Regions from separate parts of the Homo sapiens genome. Here region 2 is linked to region 1. A link is an interaction called in ENCODE POLR2A ChIA-PET data of the cell type or tissue named here. Cell type or tissue: B cell. All regions are shown on one strand. Each heading gives the region's core, and the rest is flanking DNA. Links, peaks and the distances in the headings are about the cores only. Region 1 has its middle 8.3 kb from the start of LINC02851. Region 2 overlaps KDM4C (lysine demethylase 4C).

Region 1 (4,405 bases), core at 280-4,279:
CAAAGTGCTGAGATTACAGGCGTGAGCCACTGTGCCTGACTGGCTCTTTTTTTTTTTTTTTTGGGGGGGACACAGTCTTGCTGTGCCACCCAGGCTGGAGTGCAGTGGCATAATCTCGGCTCACTACAACCTCTGACTCCTGGGTTCAAGCAATTCTCCTGTCTCAGCCTCCTGAGGAGCTGGGATTACAGGCGCCTGCCACCACACCTGGCTACTTTTTGTATTTTTAGTAGAGACAGGGTTTCACCATGTTGGCCAGGCTGGTCTCAAACTCCTGACCTCAGGTGATCCACTTGCCTCGGCCTCCCAAAGTGCTGGGATTACAGGCATGAGTCACAGCGCCCGGTCTTCTTTCATTCTTAAATTAAAAAGTGTACACATTTCAGGGCAGGAACGGTGGCTCATGCCTGTAATCCCAGCACTTTGGGAAGCCGAGGCAGGCGGATCGCTTGAGCTCAGGAGTTTGAGACAAGCCTGGTAACATGGCAAAAATCCTGTCTCTACTAAAAATACAAAAATTAGCCAGGCCTGGTGGTGCATGCCTGTAGTCCCAGATACTTGGGAAGCTGAGGTGGGAAGATTGCTTGAACCTGGGAGGTTGAGGCTGCAGTGAGCTGAGATGGTGACACTGCACTCCAGCCTGGGCAGACCTGTCCAGACCCTGTCTCACACACACATACACACTATATATATAGAGAGAGTATATTATAATAATATTATTATATAATAATATATATAATATTATATATTATATAATATATATAATTATATAATATTATATATTATTATATATTATAATATTATATATTATAATAATATTATATATTATAATATTATATATAATATTATATATTATATATAATATTATATATTATAATAATATTATGTATTATATATTATATATGATGATGTGTTGAATTGCAACAGTGATTCTTGAAGGCATAAGTTAAATGCATAGGTCCTTTAATTATATAAATGCACAATATTAATTCATGTAAGTATCACATCACATCAAAGGCTGATTTTTTCAAAATATGTCTTAGTTCCTTAATCACTCCCAACATTCCAATAAAAAGCAAGCAGAAAATCCACTCTGCTTTTGATCATAAAGTGAAGACACAGAGAAAATTAAAGCCATAATACAAGTTAGAGACTGATGTTTTATATCATGTGCCCCCACCATGCATTTGCACCAGTTTTTTGCTGACGATGAAATATGAAGCAAACAGGCACACACAGATAGTGAGTCAGCCCAAATTAATGTAAACTATCATGGTAATAACTACTTAAAATTCATTAGGAGACCACAAGAAGTACAGAGCGTGTTCAGAAACCCAACAGCCAGCCTCCAAAAATAAAGCGAAAGAGAAAATATACAGGTCATTTCTTCTCCAGAGAATCAAGGGAGATTAAAATATTTCAACTGGGCTGGGTACAGTGGCTCAAACCTGTAATTCCAGCACTTTGGGAGGCCAAAGCAGGTGGATCACTTGAGGTCAGGGGTTCAAGACCAGCCTGGCCAACTTGGTGACATCCCATCTCTACTAAAAATACAAAAAATTATCTGGGCATGGTGGCAGGCACCAGCTACTTGGGAGGCTGAGGCAGGAGAATCGCTTGAACCCGGGAGGCGGAGGTTGCAGTGAGCCACTGCACTCCAGCCTGGGCGACAGAGCAAGACTCTGTCTGAAAAAAAAAAAATAAGAAAATCAACTGAAGGTAGACTGTTAGAATTTGTCACCCTTCTGTAAAATTTTTACAAGTATTTGCATGCTAAGAAGACAACTTTCAGAGTTGGCTAACAACGGTTAATGAGCATCCGCCAGATACAAAGCCCTATTCCATGTCAGCTGGGGTTGGTATTTAGAAATCCAAGGTAAGCAGGAGGAGAGTCTGTGGCCATAGCATAGTTCAGTATAACTACTAGCACTTGTCTGATGCAAGTAATGTAACTAAATGTAAACAGTCATAAACAATAAGAATTTATTGGCTCATAAAAAGGCAAAATTATTGTCAATATAGAATCATTTTTCAAAATCAATGATAAGGCTGGGCACAGTGGTTCACGCCTGCAATCTCAGCACTTTGGGAGGCTGAGGCGGGTGAATCACGAGGTCAAGAGATCAAGACCATCCCGGGCCAACATGGTGAAACCCCCGTCTCTATTAAAAATACAAAATTTAGCCGGGCATGGTAGCGTGTGCCTGTATCTCAGCTACTTGGGAGGCTGAGGCAGGAAAATCGCTTGAACCAGAGAGACAGAGGTTGCAGTGAGCCGAGATCGTGCCACTGCACTCCAGCCTGGTGACAGAGCACGACTCTGTCTCAAAAAAAAAAAAAAAAAAAAAAAATCAGTGATTACTGTCATTCTATGTCTATATTTTCCAGAGTCCACTGGAGTTTAAAACATCAAAATTTGACTCTATAATTTGCTATATTGTTACTATTATGAGCAATTGAGAAACTCATTTTTTACTAGTAATTAGTGTCTCTGAGGTGATTTCAAAGGTAATCATCTACATAATTGTCTTTAAAAGGATACAGCTATTGTGCAAATGTGGTTTATTATCAGAACTGAATGAATTATTTCATCTGGCAAAAAAATGTTAATTACAATTGAAATTTAAAGGTAATTCTACTTCAGGGACATAAATATAGTCATCTGGGTCATAATTTAGTAAATTGCCTAATTGGCTTACTTCAATAGCCAAGACTGTGAAATAATTGCAATATAACATCTGTTTCATACAGTGTTTTACTGCTTTAAAAATGCTTCTACTTTTTTGTTGTTGTTTTTGTTTTGTTTTTTGTTTTTTGAGATGAAGTCTTACTCTGTAGCCCAGGCTGGAGTGCAATGGCGTGATCTTGGTTTAATGCAACCTCTGCCTCCCGGGTTCAAGCGATTCTCCTTCCTTGGCCTCCCAAGTAGCTAGGATTACAGGCGTGCGCCACTGCACCTGGCTAATTTTTCGTATTTTTAGTAAAGACAGGGTTTCACCATGTTGGTCAGGCTGGTCTTGAACTTCCAACCTCAGGTAATCCACCCACCCCAGCCTCCCAAAGTGCTAGGATTACAGGCGTGAACCACCGCGCCCAACCAAATGCTTCTACTTTTAAAAATCAATGTATTGATATTCATAACTCTTCAGGGAAGTCAACAGCACTGATGTAGAATCCTTATTTTTCAGGTGAAGAAACTTGAGACACAGCTCTATAGTACAGTTGTCTCTCAGTATACACAGACGATTGGTTATTGGTCTTATAACCATTACAGGACCCCCAAGTATAGCAAAATCCAAGCATACCCAAGTCCTGCAGCTGGCCCTGAGGAATAAGAGTATAGGAAAATTGGGCCCTCCCCATACAGGGTTTCACATCCCGTGAATACTGTATGTTCAATCTGCATTTGGTTGAAAAAAAGCAGTGTATAAGTCGACCCATGCAATTCAAACCCATGTCATTCAAGAGTCAACTGAGGCTAGGCTCGGTGGCTCACGCCTGTAATCCCAGCACTTTGGGAGGCCGAGGCGGGTGGATCACGTGAGGTCAGGAGTTTGAGACCAGACTGGCCAACACGATGAAACCCCATCTCTACTAAAAATACCAAAAAGTAGCAGGGTGTGGTGGTGCATGCCTGTAATCCCAGCTACTTGGGAGGCTGAGGCAGGAGAATTGCTTGAACCCAGGAGGCAGAGGTTGCAGTGAGCCGAGGTTGCGTCATTGCACTCCAGCCTGGACAATAAGAGCGAAACTCCGTCTCAAAAAAAATAAAAAAAATAAAAAAATAAGTCAAACAACTGGGTAAATAGTAGAGCTAGGTCTGAAGTATAGGCCTCCAGACTTCCAGTCCAGTTCTCCTTTGCACTAAGAGTACAGAAGACTACTTTAAAAAGCAGATCCTGCCCAGTGTGGTGGCGTGTGCCCTAGTCCCCAGCTACTCCAGGGAGGCTGAGGCCAAAGGATCTGAGCCTAGGACTTGGAGACCAGCTTGGGCAACATAGCCACCCCGCCTATTTAAAAAAAAAAAAAAATAGAGAGAGAAGCTGATACTGGCTCTGTGTGACTTTGAGCAAATTACTCAATCTCATAGTGATTGAGCAAATCACTCAATCTCATAGTGAGGCAGTTAGTTTATCTGTAATATGGGACTATTCACTGGGTAATAACTTCACTGAGGGTAATAGGTGCTAAAACCTGTGGAGCACTTAGAACAGTGCTGGACAAATACTAAATTCTGTATAAATGTTGGCAATTCTACACCACTTTAACTTCTGAGATGGAAGCCTTATATTGTATACCTTATTAGTAATATACTCAAGGACACATGTAGGGCATGTTTCAGTTTTGTGGATATTGAAATACAGGGAAAACCATATTTTTGACTCGCAATATTCCCATGTTTTCG
Region 2 (4,405 bases), core at 337-4,336, 100 kb after region 1:
CACATCTCTCTGTTGTTAGGGTGAATTTCTACTTTTAGATTTTGGGTCAGATATGTCAATTTTTAAAAAGCTTTTTATATGTTTAGAAAAATTATATGCTGGAATGGTTTTGCCAGCTTATATTCCCACTCTAGTTGTCTAAGAGGTGTCATTATTTTCTTGCCATTAATATATTCAGCATTTACCAATATAATAACTGCAAAATATCTTATTTTAACTTTACTTTCTTGGATTTTTAGTGAGATTATTGTTTGTCAGTGTTTCTCTAAGTGTTATGTCATTTTTATATAAATATGTAAAATTTCTTAGCATAGTATAGTTGATTAAAGATTTTAAAAATACTTTAAAGCTGAAATAATGACTTTTAAACTGCTTTTCTGCTTCTATTGTTGTTTTCGTGAAAGTAGTTTTCTAATAAAATGTAAAGTAATATTGAGTATTCAGCAATCTTAAGACTATTCAGATAGCTATGTAAATCAGTTTGTATGTTTACTTGTTAGAATTGACAACATGCAGTATTTTCGTTTTGGTAGGATTTTGTTTTAGAAAGTGATTTAAATCAATTTGGTGGGAAAAACCCTAAAACTGACTTACTGGTTTGTACATTTTTGTCATCTACCTTTTACAGATATTGTACTCCAAGATACTTGGATTACGAAGATTTGGAGCGCAAGTACTGGAAGAACTTAACTTTTGTGGCACCTATCTATGGTGCAGATATTAATGGGAGCATATATGATGAGGTACATTCATATTTACAGTGAGTTTTGTAAAGATCATTGGATGTGACAGTTTTGTTACCATTTAAGCAGTTTAGAAGTGTTCTTTTGTTGTGCTTTTGGGTGATCCATAATTCCTCAAAGGACAACAGGAAATATTCATCAGTAGGATTTCTGCTGCTGGTATTTTTCAAACTGAAGCTAGATAATCGTACAAATACCTGAAATTGTTCAGTAGTAACATGGTATGTGGTTATCTGGCTGATCTTTTCATTACATTAAAACTTTTTAAAGCAAAAATACATTATAAAAATGTTTGGAAAACAGGAAATATGATGCATCATACTGACACCTTAAAGCAGAAGCAGTATTTTAGATATATTTTTCCAGTACTTTCCCTCAATCATTAAAAAAATGTTATATTTGAACAGGCTTATATTGTCCTTTTTTTCACAGACAAATTGTAATATATATATATATTTTTAAAAAGTACATGTTATTACAGTCTAGCCATTTTAATGGTGGCGTAATTCATTGGTTATATTCTAATTCTTTTTGCCTTTTCCTGATATTTTAAAACCCTAATTCTAAAAGTTCTTTGTCTTTTGAAACCTTCTATGCCCTCTCTCATTATTTTCTTTTTTAATTTATTATTTCTTGAAATATTTATTTCAAAACATACAGGGTCTCAGTATATTGCCCTGGCTGGTCTTGAACTCCTGAGCTCAAGAGATCTAACTGCCTCGGCCTCCTAAAGTGCTGGGATTAGAGGTGTGAACCACCAGGCCTGGCCCATTATTTTCTTTCGAAAAATTTCTTATCTACTGAAAGGTGGAACTAGTGCAATACACACCTGGATACCATTCACTTAGGTTCACTAGTACAGGTTAAGCATCCTTCATCCAGAAATCCAAAATCTAAATGCTCCAGTGAGCATTTCCTTTGAGCATGACCTTTGAGCATCGTGTTGAAACTCAGAAAGTTTGGGATTTTGGAGCATTTTGGAAGGGATGCTCAACCTGTAAGTATAATGCAAATACTCCAAAATGGGGAAAAATCTGACATCTGAAATACCTCTGGGCCCAAGCATTATGGGTAAGGGATACTTGATCTATAGTTAATATTTTGCCACATTTGCTTAATGTTTCTTTGTGTCTCTTTATCTCTGTTTCTATCTGTCTGTCTTTCTGTCTTTGATGTATGATGCAGGCATCACGATAGTTCACCCTGAATTATATAAGCATGTATCTTTTAATGACAAGAGAGTTTAACATTTATATAATATTATCTAGTGTATAGACCATATTCAAATTTTCCCAGTAATGTTATAACTGTCCCCCCGCCCTCCTTTAAGGATTCAGTCAAGGATTCCCCTTTGTAACTAATAAGTGATCTATGGGGTATACTCAAATATTAGCTGACTATCTGTCCCCAACAGCCTTTCATTCAGTGGATTTGGCATCTATGGCATTCATTCATAATCCTTGCCTTAATTCCATTATTATATTATTTTAAAACCTTTTTTATTTTGAAATATAAAACAAGCTAGAAAGTGCATAGAACATAAACCTAGAGCTTTATGAATTATTGTAAAGTGAACACCTGTGTACCATTTCTGACACTGAGGAAAACATTACCAGCACCGTAGAATTCCCTTACCTGCCCTATTACCTACTATAGGCTCCCCTTTTCCTCCAAAGGTAACTAGATCTTCTGACTTGAAGGTAATCATTTTCTTCTTTTGTTTAACAGTACAGCTCAGTGTGGCCTGTTTCTGAATTTTATATAACTAGAATCATTCAGTGTGCATTCTTTTATGTCTGGCTTCTTATACTTCATACCTTATACCTTCTTATATACCTTATATATACATGGTTAGCTTTAGAAGAAAACATTTTTTCCAGCTTACACTTCCTATAGCAATGTTTTCAAGTTTCCTTTGCCCCACATCCTCCCTAACACTCGATATTGTCATTTCTTTAATTTTAGCCACTCTGTTGGTGTGTGTAGTCGTATCTTTTGGTTTTAAGTTGCATTATGATTTTTTCCCCTTATGTTCACTGAATGTTTGGATTTCCCCTTTAGTGAAGTCTCTTATACACTTCTTTTTTGTCATGCTTTTCTTTTTCTTTTTTTTTTGGCTTAAGTTCCCTTTTCTGTGGTTTTAGTGATTCTTACTGGTTTATACTTCTTTATATATCCTGCGTATGAGGTAGTAGCACAATTTCAAATATGAATTTTTAATTGCTGAACACTTATTTCAAAGACGATTCTTATTTTTGAAGATATATGATATTGTAGAATTGTCATATTGGATGGAATGATGGCTATGTAATTTTCTTAATTTATCAATTAAAGATGCATATTGAAGGATATATGATTGAAATAACACGAGGGTTGGGATTTGTTTTTCAGTTACTTAAGAAAATAAAGTTGAATGGATATAGATGAAAGAAGATTGGCCCCTCCCCCTGCCCCCCCCCCCACTTTTTTTTTTTTTGAGACAGTCTTGTTCTGTCACCCAGGTTGGCATGCAATGGCATGATCACGGCTCACTGCAGCCTTGACCTCCTGGGTTCAAGCAGTCTTCCTGCCTCCACCTCCTATGTAGCTGGGACTACCTGCAGGCGCCACCATGCCTAGCTAATTTTTAAAATGTTTTTTGTAAAGACAGGGTCTTCCTATGTTGCCCACGCTGGTCTCAAACTCCTGGGCTCAAGCGATCCTCCCTCTTCAGCTTCCCAAAGTGTTGGGATTACAGGTGTGAGCCACTGTGCCCAGCCCAGCAAAATATTTATAATTGAAGCTAGTTGACAGACTGGTGTTTTAAATACGTATATGTTTGAAATAGTAAAAATAAAAGTTAAAAAAATAGCCTTTCCTCATTCTGCATCTGAATTTTTACTAGTATAAGTAATCTCTATGTTGAGAATGTATTGTTTATTAAAGTAGTATATGTACATGTAGGAAAATGGAAAAATACAGAAAAACGTGAAGAAGAGAATAAAAAATTGCTCATAAGGTTATCAAACAGGAATAACCTTTTTTTTTTTTTTTTTTTTTGAGACAGAGTCTCACTCTGTAGCCCAGGCTGGAGTGCAGTGGCGCTATCTTGGCTCACTGCAACCTGTGACTCCTTGGTTTAAGCTATTCTCCTGCCACAGCCTCCCAAGTAGCTGGGATTACAGGCACGTGACACCATGCCCAGCGAATTTTTGTATTTTTAGTAGAGACGGGGTTTCACCATCTTGGCCAGGTTGGTCTCAATCTCCTGACCTTGTGATCTGCCTACCTCAGCCTTCCAAAGTGCTGGGATTACAGGTGTGAGCCACCGCACCCTGCCCAGGAATATCCTTTTTATGATTTCCTTTTGGTCTTTCTGTTTTATGTGAGTGTATGTATATATGCATGCCTGTGATTGCATGCGTGTTCATGTTTACCACCAAAGAGTTGAGAAGGTTTTTACAGTTTTTTGACTTTTGAAACATTTCCAATATTGCTTTCCAGAAGGATCATTTCAGTTTCTTTTAGCACAAGCCACATCTAGACTACCAATTTCAAATCGTACCTTGTATTACATGGTGGATTTTTGTTCGTTTCAGTTTCAAGTGTATTGTTTGCTGATTTATTCTTTAGCAATAATAAATTTCTTATGAGCTAAATGTAAGTTTAGCTGTTGTGGGCAA

Evidence for each region. ChIA-PET counts read pairs that join two places held together with the same protein. Peaks named below come from ENCODE experiments on the same cell type or tissue, not always from the same donor. Only the 100,000 strongest peaks of a DNase experiment are listed, where the experiment ranks them.
Region 2: POLR2A ChIA-PET joins it to region 1 with 5 read pairs; 5 of 35 experiments call an interaction of 5 or more read pairs at or near these places.

Annotation. Positions count from the first base shown.
Region 1 is chr9:6,710,358-6,714,762 of GRCh38, forward strand. No RefSeq gene overlaps it. Among named protein-coding and RNA genes, the nearest start is that of LINC02851, 8.3 kb to the left of the region's middle. In B cell, for the core only: no CTCF peak of the experiment used is centred there; no DNase peak of the experiment used is centred there.
Region 2 is chr9:6,814,003-6,818,407 of GRCh38, forward strand. KDM4C (lysine demethylase 4C) reads left to right here. Exons shown (of 22, transcript NM_015061.6): 4 at 629-743. Among named protein-coding and RNA genes, the nearest start is that of KDM4C, 58 kb to the left of the region's middle. In B cell, for the core only: no CTCF peak of the experiment used is centred there; a DNase peak (open chromatin) is centred at 2,769; H3K27ac peaks cover 1,398 bases.